Linked DNA regions of Homo sapiens: regions 2 and 3 are each linked to region 1. The links are chromatin contacts, found by Hi-C or POLR2A ChIA-PET in ENCODE. All regions are on one chromosome and are shown on one strand. The core of a region is the stretch at or near the end of the contact, and the rest is flanking DNA. Distances in the headings are between cores, read along the strand shown.

Evidence for each region. A loop is a pair of places that touch in the nucleus more often than their neighbours do. ChIA-PET counts read pairs that join two places held with the same protein, here RNA polymerase II (POLR2A). Pooled maps may share reads with other maps.
Region 2: a map of PC-3 shows a loop between it and region 1 (6-fold over the local background). The contact joins two enhancer-like sites. A Hi-C loop is called at or near these places in 1 of 168 maps with a recorded cell type or tissue (PC-3). POLR2A ChIA-PET finds 5 or more read pairs at or near these places in 2 of 52 experiments (activated B cell and activated T-cell).
Region 3: a loop to region 1 is called in a map of PC-3, with 5 times the contacts of the local background. The contact joins two enhancer-like sites. A Hi-C loop is called at or near these places in 4 of 168 maps with a recorded cell type or tissue (Caco-2, IMR-90, PC-3 and 1 more) and 4 of 50 pooled maps. POLR2A ChIA-PET finds 5 or more read pairs at or near these places in 5 of 52 experiments (A549, MCF 10A, Panc1 and 2 more).

What each region holds. Positions count from the first base shown.
Region 1 is chr13:34,198,682-34,203,649 of GRCh38, reverse strand. No RefSeq gene overlaps it. Among named protein-coding and RNA genes, the nearest start is that of LINC02343, 150 kb to the left of the region's middle. Within about 2 kb of position 2,054, at least 2 of the 41 ENCODE cell types and tissues checked have a DNase peak (open chromatin) inside an H3K27ac peak, as active enhancers do; they include PC-3, where a contact is called at or near this core.
Region 2 is chr13:34,263,407-34,268,374 of GRCh38, reverse strand. No RefSeq gene overlaps it. Among named protein-coding and RNA genes, the nearest start is that of LINC02343, 82 kb to the left of the region's middle. Within about 2 kb of position 2,859, at least 2 of the 41 ENCODE cell types and tissues checked have a DNase peak (open chromatin) inside an H3K27ac peak, as active enhancers do; they include PC-3, where a contact is called at or near this core.
Region 3 is chr13:34,154,239-34,159,206 of GRCh38, reverse strand. No RefSeq gene overlaps it. Among named protein-coding and RNA genes, the nearest start is that of LINC02343, 190 kb to the left of the region's middle. RefSeq lists a silencer at 1,887-1,946 and an enhancer at 1,455-2,654. Within about 2 kb of position 2,051, at least 13 of the 41 ENCODE cell types and tissues checked have a DNase peak (open chromatin) inside an H3K27ac peak, as active enhancers do; they include PC-3, where a contact is called at or near this core.

The DNA.
Region 1 (4,968 bases), core at 805-3,304:
TTTTGTTGCTTTTTTAAGGTTCTGTCAATTTTTGCTTTGTATATTTTAAGTCTTATTAATAAGTTTATATGAATTTAGAATAGTTATGCTTTCCTATTGACATTTTCCTTTTGTCATTTCTAGCATCATTCTACCCTGAAAATTTATTTTGTCTCATAAAGCCATTACAGAGTGCTTTTGATGATTGTACAGTGTGTCATTTTCTAACCTTTTATTTTAAACGTATGCACATAAATTTATAGTATCTTTACTGTAAACAGCATTTGATTGGGTTTGGCTTTGTTCTGTTTTGTTTCCGTTCTCTAATAAACTTTGCCTTTTAGTTGGAATGTTTAGTCCTTTTACAGTTAACGTTATTGATAGAGTTGGGTTTAAGTGCACTATCTTACTTTTTGTTTCTCTTCTCCGTTCTTTGTTTATTAATTCTCTTTTGATCTATATCGGATGAGTTAGTTGTTCTTTGTTTCTATTTTTCTCATCTTTAGCTATTTAGTTTGCTATTATTATATTAATTTTATAGTGACTATAGCAGAGATATCAACTGCATAGCAGATTTGTAATGGTTAATTTAGCTTAGTGATTTTACCACTTTCTAATGGTAAAATAGAATACAGCAATTTAATGCCATTTAGCTCCCTATTTTCCTTTGAGCTAATGTTGTCACATATTTTGACTTCAACATAAGTCATAAACTGCATAAAACTTTATTATTCATAATTTAGAAACACTCAATATTCCTTTATATTTATCCAAATGTGTGCCATTTTCAGTACTTTTTAATTCTTCAATTTATTCCATGCTTCCATTTGGGATCATTTTTCTTTAGCATAAAAACTTCCTTCACTATTTTTTATTATGCATGTCAACTGATGACAAAATTGTTCTACTTTTATTTGCCTGAACACATTCCTTTAAAATTCCATCTTATTTTTAAAGACTTTCTTAAACCAGGAATAAAATTCTAAGTTGGCAGTATTTTTTGTGGGGTTTTTTTTGTGTACTTCAAAAATGTCTTTTCCTAATTACTGACTTCCATAGTTTGTTTGTCTTCTGTTTTTTCAATCATATGTCACAAGTTGTGCATAAAATAATGTAGAAGCCCCAGATAATATTTTTCACCAATGAGTATTTCTTACTTCCTCTGTTAGGCAGAAAGTGTGAGCTACTGATCTCACCTATCAGATAAAGAACAGATTGGAGATATCGCTGAAAAAAATTCAGTTTCTCTTTAGTTTTTCTTGTTCCTTGGGAATTCCTGCTTCCCTAATCCCTATCTAGTGTTTTTTATGTATTTGTTTGTTTGTTTTGAGAACTTGATGGATCTCCCTTATTTCTACCCTGGAAGTTCCATCCTTTGGAGATTTGAACTGAAATCTCTGGACTCCTACTTTTTACAGATTTAAAATCTGGCAAATATTATGAAGGGGACATGGTACTTTTCCTAAGCACCATGAACTGCAGGAAATTTCACTAGGCCTTTCTGATCTGAAATCCTCCATGAATATGGCCCTCCAAGGCCATTGAAAGCCTGGTGGAATTTGTCTCCACATTGAACATTCTTTTTTCCAAGATTCTGAGCTCTATTCGTTAGGCCCTGGCTTCAAATATGTTCAAAATATGTTAAGAGCATACCAATTATATGTTTCTTGCTGACCTTCTTCCTTCAGAGGAAGTTTTGTCTCCTCCACACCACAAAATTGGGGTAGATTTTACACGGCCTCTCTAGCATAGCTCTCTCCCTCTTGCAATGCCTAAGAACTCAATAAAGAACTGTGGGTAAAATTAGCCTTGTGATTGGGGCTTCTCTACTGTCTAGTTTGTTCTGCCAGCTCTGCTTGATATCCAAATGCTCTTCTGATTGTTCTCATCTCTAGCAGAAGCCCTCTGCTTGTGCCAAGTCTGAGTCAGCCTAAACTCAAAATTATCACTTGACTTCATGGAAGAAGACAGAAATTACTAACTTACTTAGGAATGAATTTTCCATCTCTGGAATTTTAGATAGTCTAATTCTTGTTGATTTCAAAACCTTTTATATGATCTTTGCAATGTGTCCAGTATTTTATAGTGTTTGCAGAAGGAATGTTTACCTACTATTGCCCAATGCAACCACCCTACAGCAAAAGCACAGAGCTGGCGTTTTTAACCTACCTCTCTTAGTAACTGATAGAACACAAAGACAAAGACATTAAGAAGAATATAGAAATTTGAACAAAACAATTTACATTTTGTCTCTTTTATATATAAATATTTTATATATATTTATTTACATATAGAGGGCCTACACCAAACAGGTGTCAGATATTCAGGTAAAGACTATCTGATCATTTGTTTGCTTATGGAATATTAAAAAAACCAACAGTATGCTAGGTTGTATAAACCATATCCCAGCACATTTCAAAGGGTAAAGTTAAATGATATTTGTATGTTCTGTAATAAAGTTGGAATTACATTCAAAAAAAGATAACTAGAGGGAGATGAAGAGGAAAGTTGAGGCTTAGTATAAGAAGTTGGTTTACTAGCCAGTTTACCAGTCTCTTTGCCATTTCTTCTTGCATCTTAGACTTTCTTTCTGGTTTCAATTTCTTCCTTCAAGTATATTATTTAGAGTATCTTTAATAAGCCATTTATTGGTGGTGGGCTATTTCAGTTTTTATTTTTCTGAAAATGTCTTTATATTGCTATTTTAAATGACAACGTAGCTTAGAATATAATTATTGGTTGATACTTTCAGCAAATTAAAGATATAATTCTACTGTTTCTTGGGTTTACTGTTACTAGTGAGAATTCTCCTGTTAAAATAATATATTCTTTTAGATATTTTGCTCTCTCTGGTGCTTTTAATATCTGATTGTGAAACAGGTTCACTGTGCACTGGTTACCAACTTGTCTAAATCCGGTAAGACAGAACACATTTATATGTAACAAGATACATGAAACAATTTTATTACTTACAACCAAGTAGCAGGAGACAACCAAAGCTGAAAATTCATTGTGAGTTGGTCCCCCAAGGTTCAGAACGCTGCACAGGATGGATGGAGTCTTGACTGTGTGTGCCCACTTGCACTGCAGATGAGGGACCCTGAAAGGCAGCCCTTTGAGGTTATGTTTCTGATAGTCACATGACTCACTGGCCTAGAGTATTGAAGAACTTCCTGTTCTATGAGAGGACTGGAATAAAGCTGAGGCTGTTATGGCCAGCTCCCCCTCATCTATGGATATTTCATCTCAGCACATTCTACGGTTTTTATTGAGAATTATTAAAAGTAACGGCAAAAAACGCAGTTACTTTTGCACCAAGCTAATACATGCAAGAAAATGGGGAATACTGGGCTGTTCAAGGCCACCTGGAGAATTGTCCCACACTCATTGTCTTTCGTGTTCTGATATTGCACTGTGGTATGTCTAGTTGTAAACTGTGTTATGTCTCTTGAATCAGAATATGAATTTAATCAATTCTAAACAATTCTCAACATATATCTCATCAAATATTACCTCTTCCTAATTCTCCCTGATCTCATCTTCTAAAGGTAATTTGATGTACATTTGTCTTTATTCTACTATTCATGTCTTAATTTCTGTTTCTTATTTTGTGTGCCTTTGAGGTTTTGTCCTGTTTTCTAGAAATTTCCTCAGATCAATCTTCCAGTTATTTAATATTATCTTATCCCATTGAGGTCACCCATTAAATTTTAAATTTCAATGATAATGTATTTCATGTCTAGAAGTTCTCGTTCTATTTTTTATATTACTTTGCTTTTATAAATCTTTCTCCTTTTTCTATTTTTTCCCATAATTTATTAGGCATTTCAATACATCTGTTTCATGATCTGTAACAGTTTCATTGTTATTGAATAATCTGATGATTTTTAAAATTTTGAATATATTAAATTATATTCTGTCATTGATTTTGTTTAATCTTGATAATATCTAATTTATTTCCTATGATCTTTGTGATTATAAATTATGAGCTCCTACTCATCTGTGATTCATATTTATGGGAGTTTTGAGCAGTCTGTGTTGAAGGCACACCTGTCAAAGAGTATTTGGATTGATTTTTTCCTGATACTATTGTTGCTCTCAAACAGTGTCACTGTTTACCCCCCATCTTTTCTTTTTTTTAATTGTGCAAAATCATAACATAAAATTTACTATCTTAACCACTTCTGAGTGAACAGTTCAGTAGTATTAAGTATATTTACATTGTTGTGAAATCGATCTCCAAAATTTTTCATCTTGCAGAACTGAAACTCTATGCCAATTAAATAATTTCTCTTTCCCCAATACCCCCCTCAGCCCTGATAACCACCAGTCTACTCTTTCTTTTTATGAATTTGACTATTTTAGATACTTTAAGTGGAATTATACTATATTTGTCTTTTTGTGAGTGGCTTATTTCACTTAGCATAATATTCTCAAGGTTCATCTGTATTGGAGCATGTGTCACAATTTTCCTCCTTTTTAAGGCTGAATAATATTCTGCTATATGTATATATGTTATGTTTTCTTTATTCCATTCATTTATCAATGCATGTTTGTGTTGCTTCCACCTCTTGGCTATTGTAAATGGTACTGCCACAAACATGGGTGTGCAAATAGTCACTTTTTGTTTTGTTGTATTCTCAGCCCGGGGTTTCTTAGGCCACTTAGGAAGTAAGAACTTCCAAGCGACCATGTTGGTAGTTACAAACTCTTTGGGGAATTTTTTCACCCAGAACTCAGGCCTAATCTGGCAAGTTTCTGTTACACCCCTACACCAAAAGATTAAATTTTTTTTCTAGTCCACCCTTTCTCTAGAGGTGTAAGTATCAAAAGTCTTAGATTTATATGTCATCATCACATTGAACCTCTACCAGGAGTGGTCTGACAGCTTTATCTCCTGTCTTTCTGTGCCAAAACAACAACAACAACAAAAAACATCGGCCAGGCGCAGTGGCTCACGCCTGTAATCCCAGTATTTTAGGAGGCGCA
Region 2 (4,968 bases), core at 1,610-4,109, 64 kb before region 1:
TTAGCTTTTTGTTCTTTCTTATCTTCTCTTCCTCTGCACAAACTAAATGACTAACTTGATAATTTGACAAACGAACTCATGCTAAAGTGTAACTGACTAATAAGGGTGAAATTCCACCTTTTCCAGCTACTGATGTTTTAACATGCTGTAATTCATATTACTGTAAAACAACTATTCATGAAATAAAGGATTATTCAGGCTGGGCACGGTGGCTCACGCCTGTAATCCCAGCACTTTGGGAGGCCGAGATGGGTGGATCACGAGGTCAGAGATCGAGACCATCCTGGCTAACACGGTGAAACCCCGTCTCTACTAAATATACAAAAAATTAGCCGGGTGTGGTGGTGGGCACCTGTAGTCCCAGCTACTCGGGAGGCTGAGGCAGGAGAATGGCATGAACCCGGGATGCAGGGCTTGTAGTGAGCCGAGATTGTGCCACTGCACTCCAGCCTGGGTGACAGAGCTAGACTCCATCTCAGAAAAAAAAAAAAAAAAGAAATAAAGGATTATTCAAATGTAACCCAGAATAAAATCTGTGGAAATGTATTTCCCTATTTCCATTTTACCTTCGAATCCCCTTTTAACTTGCAATTTAGTGCAGAACATCTTGGATAGTCCCATCTTTTGCTAGCACTGTTTCTTTATGGCTATTAAGTTACGTTAAATTTCTCCTAAATCTGCCCTGGTACATAGAAAACTGCAACCTAACAGTAAGTAAACAAACTGCAAACTAACTTAATAATATATCTTGGAACAGATAGCTGAGTTTCAGCCAATCACAGGCTAACAACTGATCAGGCTATGTCTCTCTAAAAAAAAAAGTCTCATCACACCATGCTCAAATAAGGCAAATGCTGAGTTGTAACCAATCAAGCTGTTTCTTTTTTTTCTTTTACTTTTTTCTTTTTCTTTTTTCTTTATTTCTTTTGAGATGGAATCTCTCCCTGTCACCCTGGCTGGAGTGCAGTGGCATGATCTTGGCTCACTGCAACCTCCGCCTCCCAGGTTCAAGGAATTCTTCTGTCTCAGCTTCCCAAGTAGCTGGGATCACAGGCATGCACCACCACATCTGAATAATTTTTGTATTTTTAGTAGAGACTGGGTTTCGCCATGTCGGCCAGGCTGGTCTCGAACTCCTGACCTCAGGTGATCCTCCCACCTCGACCTCCCAAAGTGCTGGGATTACAGGTGTTTCTTTACATCATTTCCCAGCCCAATCAAGTTGTTTCTTTACATCATTTCCTTTTTCTATCTATAAATAATGCCTGCCCACATGCTGGGGTGGAGCTCTCTGAAACTCTTATGTTTCTGAGAGCTGGCTGGTTCATGAATTGTTTTTTGCTTAAATAAATTTTGTTGTGCTGAATTTGTCTAAAGTTTTTCTTTTAATAAGTCATCATTAGAAGTAGGATCCAAGGCTGGGTGCGATGGCTCACGCCTGTAATCCCAGCACTTTGGGAGGCCAAGGTGGGCGGATCATGAGGTCAGGAATTTGAGACCAGCCTGGCCAACATGGTGAAACCCCGTCTCTACTAAAAACACAAAAAATTAGCCAGGTGTGGTGGTGTACACCTGTAATCCCAACTACTCAGGAGGCTGAGGCAGGAGAATCGCTTGAACTCAGGAGGCGGAGGTTGCAGCGAGCTGAGATCATGCCACTGCACTCCAGCCTGGGTGACAGAGTGAGAATCTGTCTCAAAAAAAAAGAGAGAAAAAAAAGTAGGATCCAAAGTAGACCTTCAGTGACCCCCACCCCAGAAGCAGCAAGTAACCAAACAAAAGTACCCTCTGGGGTCATGAGTGAGTTCTCTCTCAGATTTCAGTTCCACAAACATGTGCTTTGATCCCTCTGAATTTATCTGTAAAATAAAAAAGTCTGTACTGGCTTCAGAAGTGGTGACAGAAACAGTTCTGGGTCTTGTAGGGAAGGCCTCGGGTTTCTGACAGATCAGACCAAAACTGGGCTGGGTTCAGAATAGGTGGGTAAGTTTACTAGAATACAGGGAATCATCAGTTTGTCTTGATTGAAGGAGACTAGAACCCCTGCATCTGGAACTTCAGCCGATTTTATGTATAAGAACTATGGACCCAGAACCTGTGCTTCTCTAGAGAACCAGTCCAGTTTCTGCAGAGTTAGGGTTTTTCTCCAACTATGTAACTTTCTGCATTTGCCTTTGAAGTCTTTCAATTATCCATCTGGTTAAATAAATGACTATTATTATTTTTATTATTATTATTTTTTGAGACAGAGTCTCACTCTGGAGCCCAGGCTGGAGCGCAGTGGTGCGATCTCGGCTCACTGCAACCTCCGCCTCCCAGGTTCAAGCGATTCTCCTGCCTCAGCCTCCCAAGTGGCTGGAACTACAGACATGTGCACCACTACACCTGGCTAATTTTTTGTATTTTTAGTAGAGGCGGGGTTTCACCACGTTAGCCAGGATGCCAGGATGGTCTTGATCTCCTGACCTCGTGATCCACCCGCCTCGGCCTCCCAAAGTGCTGGGATTACAGGCATGAGTCACTGCGCCAGGCCACAAATGACTATTATTTTACAGTTACCTGTAATCTTATTTTGATCAAATGTTTTAAACCGTTGATATTTTGACAAACTTTCAAAAATCCAATTATAAATTGTCTTTTTCTTGACTTCAAATTAACTTTGGAATTTTTGAGATGGACCCTTAGAACATCTCAAAAGGATATCTTTCCTTATAGAAAAGAGATATGTTAAGATGATTGGGCTAATTTAATATATTAAATTATATGGGAAGCATTGTCAAATAATGAGTAATGCTAAACTTTCTTTGAGTCATATTTGTATTGGTGTATTATTAATGTGTGTCTCATAAATTGTATAAAATTCACAGAAATCTGATAGTCTTGGTATGCAATGAGTCATAATTCTAAGTATTATCCTAAAACATTGTGTATCACAGAAATAATTAGATCTCCTTGTCAATTGCATCATTATTATAGTAAATTGTCATTAGATCTTTAGCCATGACAATTTTAAGTATTATTATTCACAAATAATTAATTGTTTTACTCTAGTCTTTTCCTGAATGCTATTACAAACAACTATAAATCTGACATGCGTTGTCTTCAAGGGGATTCATGGAAAGGAATTTGACAAGTACAGGTTTCTGACAACTTTAAGATCATACCACTCATCTCAGTAAGAATTCTCAGAACTGTAACGAAGAAACTGATTGGTTCATACGTCTGCTAGCCCAACATCAAACAGAATGAGAACTAAGTGAATATCAAGGAAAAGCTTCAGAAGATTTTTATGCTGCCAGCCAGTACTGAAATTGTTAACATATGCAATTTGAATGAACTTTATAAGACTGACCCAAGTCAAATTACCTATGATAAACACCTGAATTTGAGAAACAAAACTTGTATTCAAAAGCATGTAAATCTAGTGTTAAGCGTGGACTCATAGAGAACCCAAATGGCTGACTGGTCCTTAAATCTTCCATTAAGCTCTATGACTTATCATAGGGTAGATAAAACTATACAAGTTGTGAAATAAATAGTGTGGTGACTGTTCTAAAATTGCTAAACTGGTTTATAACCAATGTTTTGTTTCTCAAACTCATAATTCTGATAAGATAACAAAAACCTCAGGTGATACATTTCTGGTACCTGCTGGATTATTTAAACACTTACAGATGGATTTCATTCAATTTTCGGCTTCAATTCATGCTTTCTGGTTATAGAGAAGCTTTCTCAGGCAGGAAGGCCAATGTTATAACAGCAGCTGAAAGGTCGTTGGAAAATGTGTTTCTCTTATGGAACATTACTGAAAAAATCTTCGGTGTTGGAGGTACTGGTTTCATTGGGCAAGTTGTAAAACAGATAAACAAAATATTACAAACACAACAACATTTGACAAAGCGAACTGAATCAATTGGATTGCCTTGGTCAAAAGTATTACCAATTGATGGTGATCAGATCCACTCCCACTAGAAAACATAGATTGACCTTTTATAAAATAGTTACTAGAAGGCCTGTTCTCCTAATAATAGAACCTCATGTGTCACCTGCTCTTACAAACTCTGACAGGACTCAGTATGGCAAAGCTTTAGTACATTAAGGCAAAGTATATCTTCACCAGGTAAAAGAAGCCCTTCATGACCCACCAAATGGTGACACCAGAAATTTCGTGATCTAGATCCCAGAGTTTGTGTCCTTTGGAAAAGACATCAGAAAAATGTTGCCCTTAAACTCCATTCGAAGGGACCGTACCAAGTTCTTCTCTGCAGCAAAATTTTAGGGACTTATGCTTAATAAAGCCCCTTTGGATTCTTAAAACTGTATACTCATTGGAAACCTCAAGGTAAAACTGACCATGATGTTTATTTTCAGAAGCAGACAGCATTCTAGATGTGGACGGCTTTCCCAAGATCACAGACCAAGATTTATCTCCTCCGTCACCGTAAAACCTTTGTTCCTTTTTTTCTTTGCCCTGTGTTTCTTTTCTATTTCTACTTGGCAAGATTATGCAACAATTAAGATTTCATAATGTATAGCTTCCACTGGGAACTTACTTGAATGTTGGATATGTCGCATTAAACCTAAATTCTTAAATGATGTTAGAGGTTCTCTGGTTCACCCCATAACAAATTTCACTGATATTTCAAGTATGACTATTTGTTCAAATTGCACATTTGGTACTTTCTATAGAGTTAGGTTTTTAGATTCAGGTATTTTAGATTCCTTAATTCTTAGAGTAGGCAAAACCTAGTGAGGGTTTGTTTTGTTTGGTTTGGTTTGGTTTGGTTTTTCTTTTTTGAGACGGGAGTCTCGCTCTGTCGCCCAGGCTGGAGTGCGGTGGCGCGATCTTGGCTCACGGCAATCTCCGCCTCCCGGGTTCATGCCATTCTCCTGCCTCAGCCTCCTAAGTAGCTGGGACTACAGGCGCCCGCCACCAAGCCCGGGTAATTTTTTTGTATATTTTTTTAG
Region 3 (4,968 bases), core at 802-3,301, 44 kb after region 1:
AACTTCTGAACTGGGCAAAAGAATGAAGATATGAATGTGAAGAATTATCTCCTTCCCACTTAAAGCCTAGATCTGGCTCTGGGAAACTCCAATAATTTTATTCCTTTTCATGGCTCCAATCTGGTCTTTTTACTTCTCACAAAACTATATCTACTGCCAAACTTTGCCAGCTGAAATGGAGTTTTAAAGTCTAAGTGTGTTGAAGAGATGCACTTGAGTCTCCACTTGCCTCTTTCCTGCCCACCCTGCTATATTCCCAAGAGCATCTACCATCTTCAGGTCTTGTAAATGTATGATCCTCTCACTACTAATTTGGTGAAACTTGTAACTAAGAATAGGACATCATCTTTCTCCATGTCTTCTTTGCCTCCTTTTCATGTATAGAGGATCTTCTCTGCCTTGACTCTTCCAGGGACCTTGAGATACCATCTTTGTATGTATCTTCCAAAGAAACCCAAAGTAAAGGTAGAAGAGCAAATATGTGGTCAACTCTGGGGTTCAAAAAACGCTTATTAATGGCAAGAAGAAAAAAAGAAGGGAGGAATGAAGGAAGGAAGGGAGAGAGAGAAGGAGGGAGAAACAGAAACAATCCAATCCAGAGATCTATTCTTGCTGCCTTCCACGCCTATAGAAGGTGTAAAAAGCTTCCTCTGCACAGAGAATAGGCTCGTTCAATAGGGAGCAATTTCAAAACTCTGAGGAAAATGTAAAGGAATGATATAAGAAGTCAGTACTTCAGATACTCCTTCATACAGCTATAATATCAAGTCATATTTTTAAAAACGACTCCAGGAAAAAAATGTATTTTTTCTCAGGAAGATTTATTTTCAGATAAATTTACTTTAGACTTTCTTAAAAACTCTGAATCCATGAAAGGCTGATTTTTATGGTAGAATTATGTACTTCCTTTGCAAGGATGTGAGCTTATTGAACATAAGGTTAAAAGGAAAATAAGACCTCAGAATTTTCTTACCCTTTAAAAACACACAATGTTTTCATGCCCTTTTGATGAAAAGTGTTGGTGGCGTAAAAAAACTAAGGGTACAAAATACCTAATAGAAGCTCATGAAAATTTAAAATTCATTAGTTGGGAACTTACGATAGTTTTGACACTGGCTAGGTTGACGTTGTTGTTGTTGTTGTTGTTTTTCCATTGCCTGTGATAAGGTATTTTGAAGCTATTAAAAAATACAAATAGGTATTCAGGGGAAGTAGTTAACTCTTTAAGAGCAGAAACTTTTGGAGTATTTTGCCAGCATCTCTTTACTGACAAACAGTATTACCATTATTTTCAAACTCATTCAATGAACCAAGTTAGATGAGAGCTTCTACACCATTGTGTGGGACTAATTGAGATTCTGGGTGGCCTGAGAATGGAAAGGCTCCTGTAGGTGCCATCTGTGTCTCTCACTTTGGGTACATTAACTTCTCTCTCCACCCTCCATGAGTTGCAGAAAAGCTGCTCTCTGAGAAGCTCGCTGTCTCCACCGTCCTGGGACCTACTAGCTCTGAGAGGGGAGGAACTGGGCTTACTGATCTTTTATTGGCAATGTCCATCATACAGTGAGTACTAAACATGTGAGCCACTATTATGTAAGTATATGTCATAGATTTACTTGCATTTTATTTTGAAATATCAATTCCATTTTTCTCTTCTTCATTCCTGCATCCTTCCCCTATCCCCCAGTCATTCCAAATGTGCCCAGCATTTAGCACAGCTCTGTTGGCCAAAACATGGATCAATTGCTTATTTTGGACAAACAAAGAACTTCATTCCTTCCTAGCAGATGTGTGTCTGTAAATAACCTCAAGAATAACCTTAAGAAATATTTTTTCTCTCTCTCTCTAATGACATTTAAAGAAATGAGGCTTTCTAGATAACAGGCTCCACGGCCATGTGAGCACAGTGTCTACACAGGTGGCTACTGCCCAGCCCTCAGTGGTCTCCTTAGAAACCAGCCTCTCTGCACGGTGAGTCAGAGGCGGCAGGAGGAGCTGGGCAGTGAGTCATGTCAGGAAACGGCATGCTCCGTGTGCGAGCAGATGCCGGTTTATTTCACTGATTCATTTCCACCTACTTCCTCCTACCTCTGTCTGCACTCTCAAATGAACAGAAAGTTCATTCATCTCGCCTCTTGCCTGTGATGCTACATGCTCCCCCTATTTCTCGGAATGCTTACCATAGGCCCCACAATGCTGGATGCCGTACAGATCAAGCCACCCCTGTTCTCTGCGATGGGACACTCTAAGAAGGAGGTGTCACCCACATTGTCATCCCTGGTTTTCAAGTTAACTGCCATGACGGACTTCATGATGAATTTGTGGATTTTCTCACAAGCCCTCACACCTCTGTCCTTTGAGCATTTTGTCAACAGTGGACAACTGCTGTGATTCTTAACACATTTAAAAAAAAAAATGTGATCGCCTGTAGTCAAGTTTCCCTGCTTTGGAAGGGAAGGGGATCCATTTTTCAACTCAGAATTAGAGGATGAACCTGTTAACAGGGAGAGGCTGAGAAGAGAAAAAATGGGGAGTTAAATTCAGCTCTAAACGCTATGGAGAATCAATAAATATCGACAGGCAAGGGGGCAGAAGGAAGGAGAGAGGTTTTGCCAACCTCAACTGATATCTGTTAATAATACCAAACAGCAATCTGTCATCAGCCTGGCAACACTGGATTTTCCCCAAGGAAAATCCAGGGTCCCCTCCCAGCAGTTCTTGGAGAAAGAGCTTAGAGTTCTGAGTTCCTGGGAGAGGATGGACTGTAGGCGGGATCAGAGTACTGAGATCCTGACAATTAAACCTGCTTACATTTTCCCTGCGTGCAGACATGGTGTTTGGAAACAGCAACCTCCAGTCATCTTGCTTAGCTCTTTGGGGTTCTGGTCATACATACATCTTTCTAAACTTCAAAAGTCTATGCAAGCACACTGACCTGGCAGGTTATTTGAATTCTTGTTCTGGTTTACAAGTCTTTCTAAGACATTTACACCAGAGCTAGAAGAAAGAGACCGGATTTTGGAAATTGCTCACAGGTTCGAGAGAGGATTACCGGAGCACAAGAGCCGGGCGGAGGTTGTCTACTTTTTCTGCTAAATTGCACAGTAGATTCTTTCAGACCTTGAGGAAGAGATTAGAGAAAGATAAATCAGAGTGTTATAACCCTGTGCTGAGTCACAGCTCTGAGGTTCTTTTATATTGCTGGAGGCAGCTTTCAAAATCCGCTGTTTGCGTGTGGCTAGAATAAGGATTTGTCCCTCAGTCTCAGGACGTATCCTGGTCGTGTCTAGTCCTTCAACCTATAATTCCAAATCAGATGAAATTTCTCTCCAGATATTGTGAAAAATACTCTCTATATCGCAAGGTTTTTTTTTTTTTTTTCCTAATGTGTAAACATTTCTCTACCTGGCATATCAGCAAGGCAAAGACCCAAATATTAATTGTCCTTCTCCTGATTGTGTGTGAGTCACAGGACTAAGCTCTGTGGGGTAAGAAACAAATTTTTGAAGACACAGTCTCTTGCTTCCAGGTAGTTGGTCCCAAGCTAATAATAATAGGTACCATCTATTGCAGTCTGCTGTGAGCCAGCCATTTCACATTCATTATCTTATTTAATCTTTCAAATAAATAAATCATGTGTTGTGATTTATGCTATCTTAATGGGTTAAAAAATCATAGTCAATTCTTCTGGTTCTGTTGAAATGTATTCATGCAGGTAAACATCTTTAATCCCATATTAAAAAATTAAGTTATTAAAATAAACGCAAATTAAAATGTAAGAATGTGAGTAGCTTGCAATGTAACAGGGCCAGTTTCTTCTTCATTTTACAGCTATAGAAACTGAAGTTCAGAAAACTTAAGTAAAAATGGCAAAATCCCAATTAGAACTAAGCCTTTGAGTCCAAATTTGAGTGTTTTCCTTTATACCACATTGCTTCCCTGTTCTAGTTTTAGAAACAACATAAATTCTTGAGAAGTTAAATAAAAATACAAAATTTAATGTTATGTCAAGTTAATTCAGGACATGCTACAAGACAGCAGAAAATAAATTTCCAAATGTGCAAGTAAGAGGATGCAGCCCCTACTGAGAGGGAGCCTAGCAAATTTGAACTAGGCCTTGAAAGTAAAATTTGGATACCTTGAATGCAGGGGTGGAGGTCAGTATTTTTCAAGTTTCCCTTTCTTTTTTTTCCTTTTTTTTAAAGAAATACTATTTGATATCTTTTATGCATTGCAAAGTATCTATGGATGGAATGAGATGTCTGGGATTTGCTTATATTACTCAAGAAAAAATAAGTAAATCAATACATTGGGGGGATAGATTAAGCGATGTTGGCAAAATGCTATTAGAGGTTTATGATAACTTCAACAGTGCAAATTATTCGATAAATGAGAGTTCATTGCTCTATCTTCTCTTCTTTTGTGAATGCTTGTAAAGTTCTACACTCACAACTTCACAAAGAAAGTGTAATTGCTGCAGAAGTCTTTGTGCAACTGAGGAAGCCCATCTCTAAGAACAATGATAAGAAACCCACCCTGAACTTTTTCAACAGGTAAGCTCATTTAAAGGTGATAACCAACAGCAACAGGAAAACAGGAATGTCCTCAAGAAATAGTCTAAATTTTAATGACAACATTGTGATTTAAATGAAGATAAACCTAAAAAGGCAGAGAGATTTCAGATATCAAAAGATTGATTCCATGACTCAAAAGCATAATGTGTAATCTGGAGTCAGAGGCAGGTGATATTGACTGAAGCATACGTCTCAATTATTTCTTGAGTTAGCTGGTTCTCCTCCTCTGCTGCTGTACTCTTTCTGTGCCAAATGAGTAGCTTTTCTTATTTCATCACCGCATTTTGACTCTAATCTGAGAACATAATCCTTATTTCAGTTCTAATAAAATTATATTTTTATTTCCATTCATAACAAAGCATCGCACAACAGTGTCATAATTACTATGAATTTC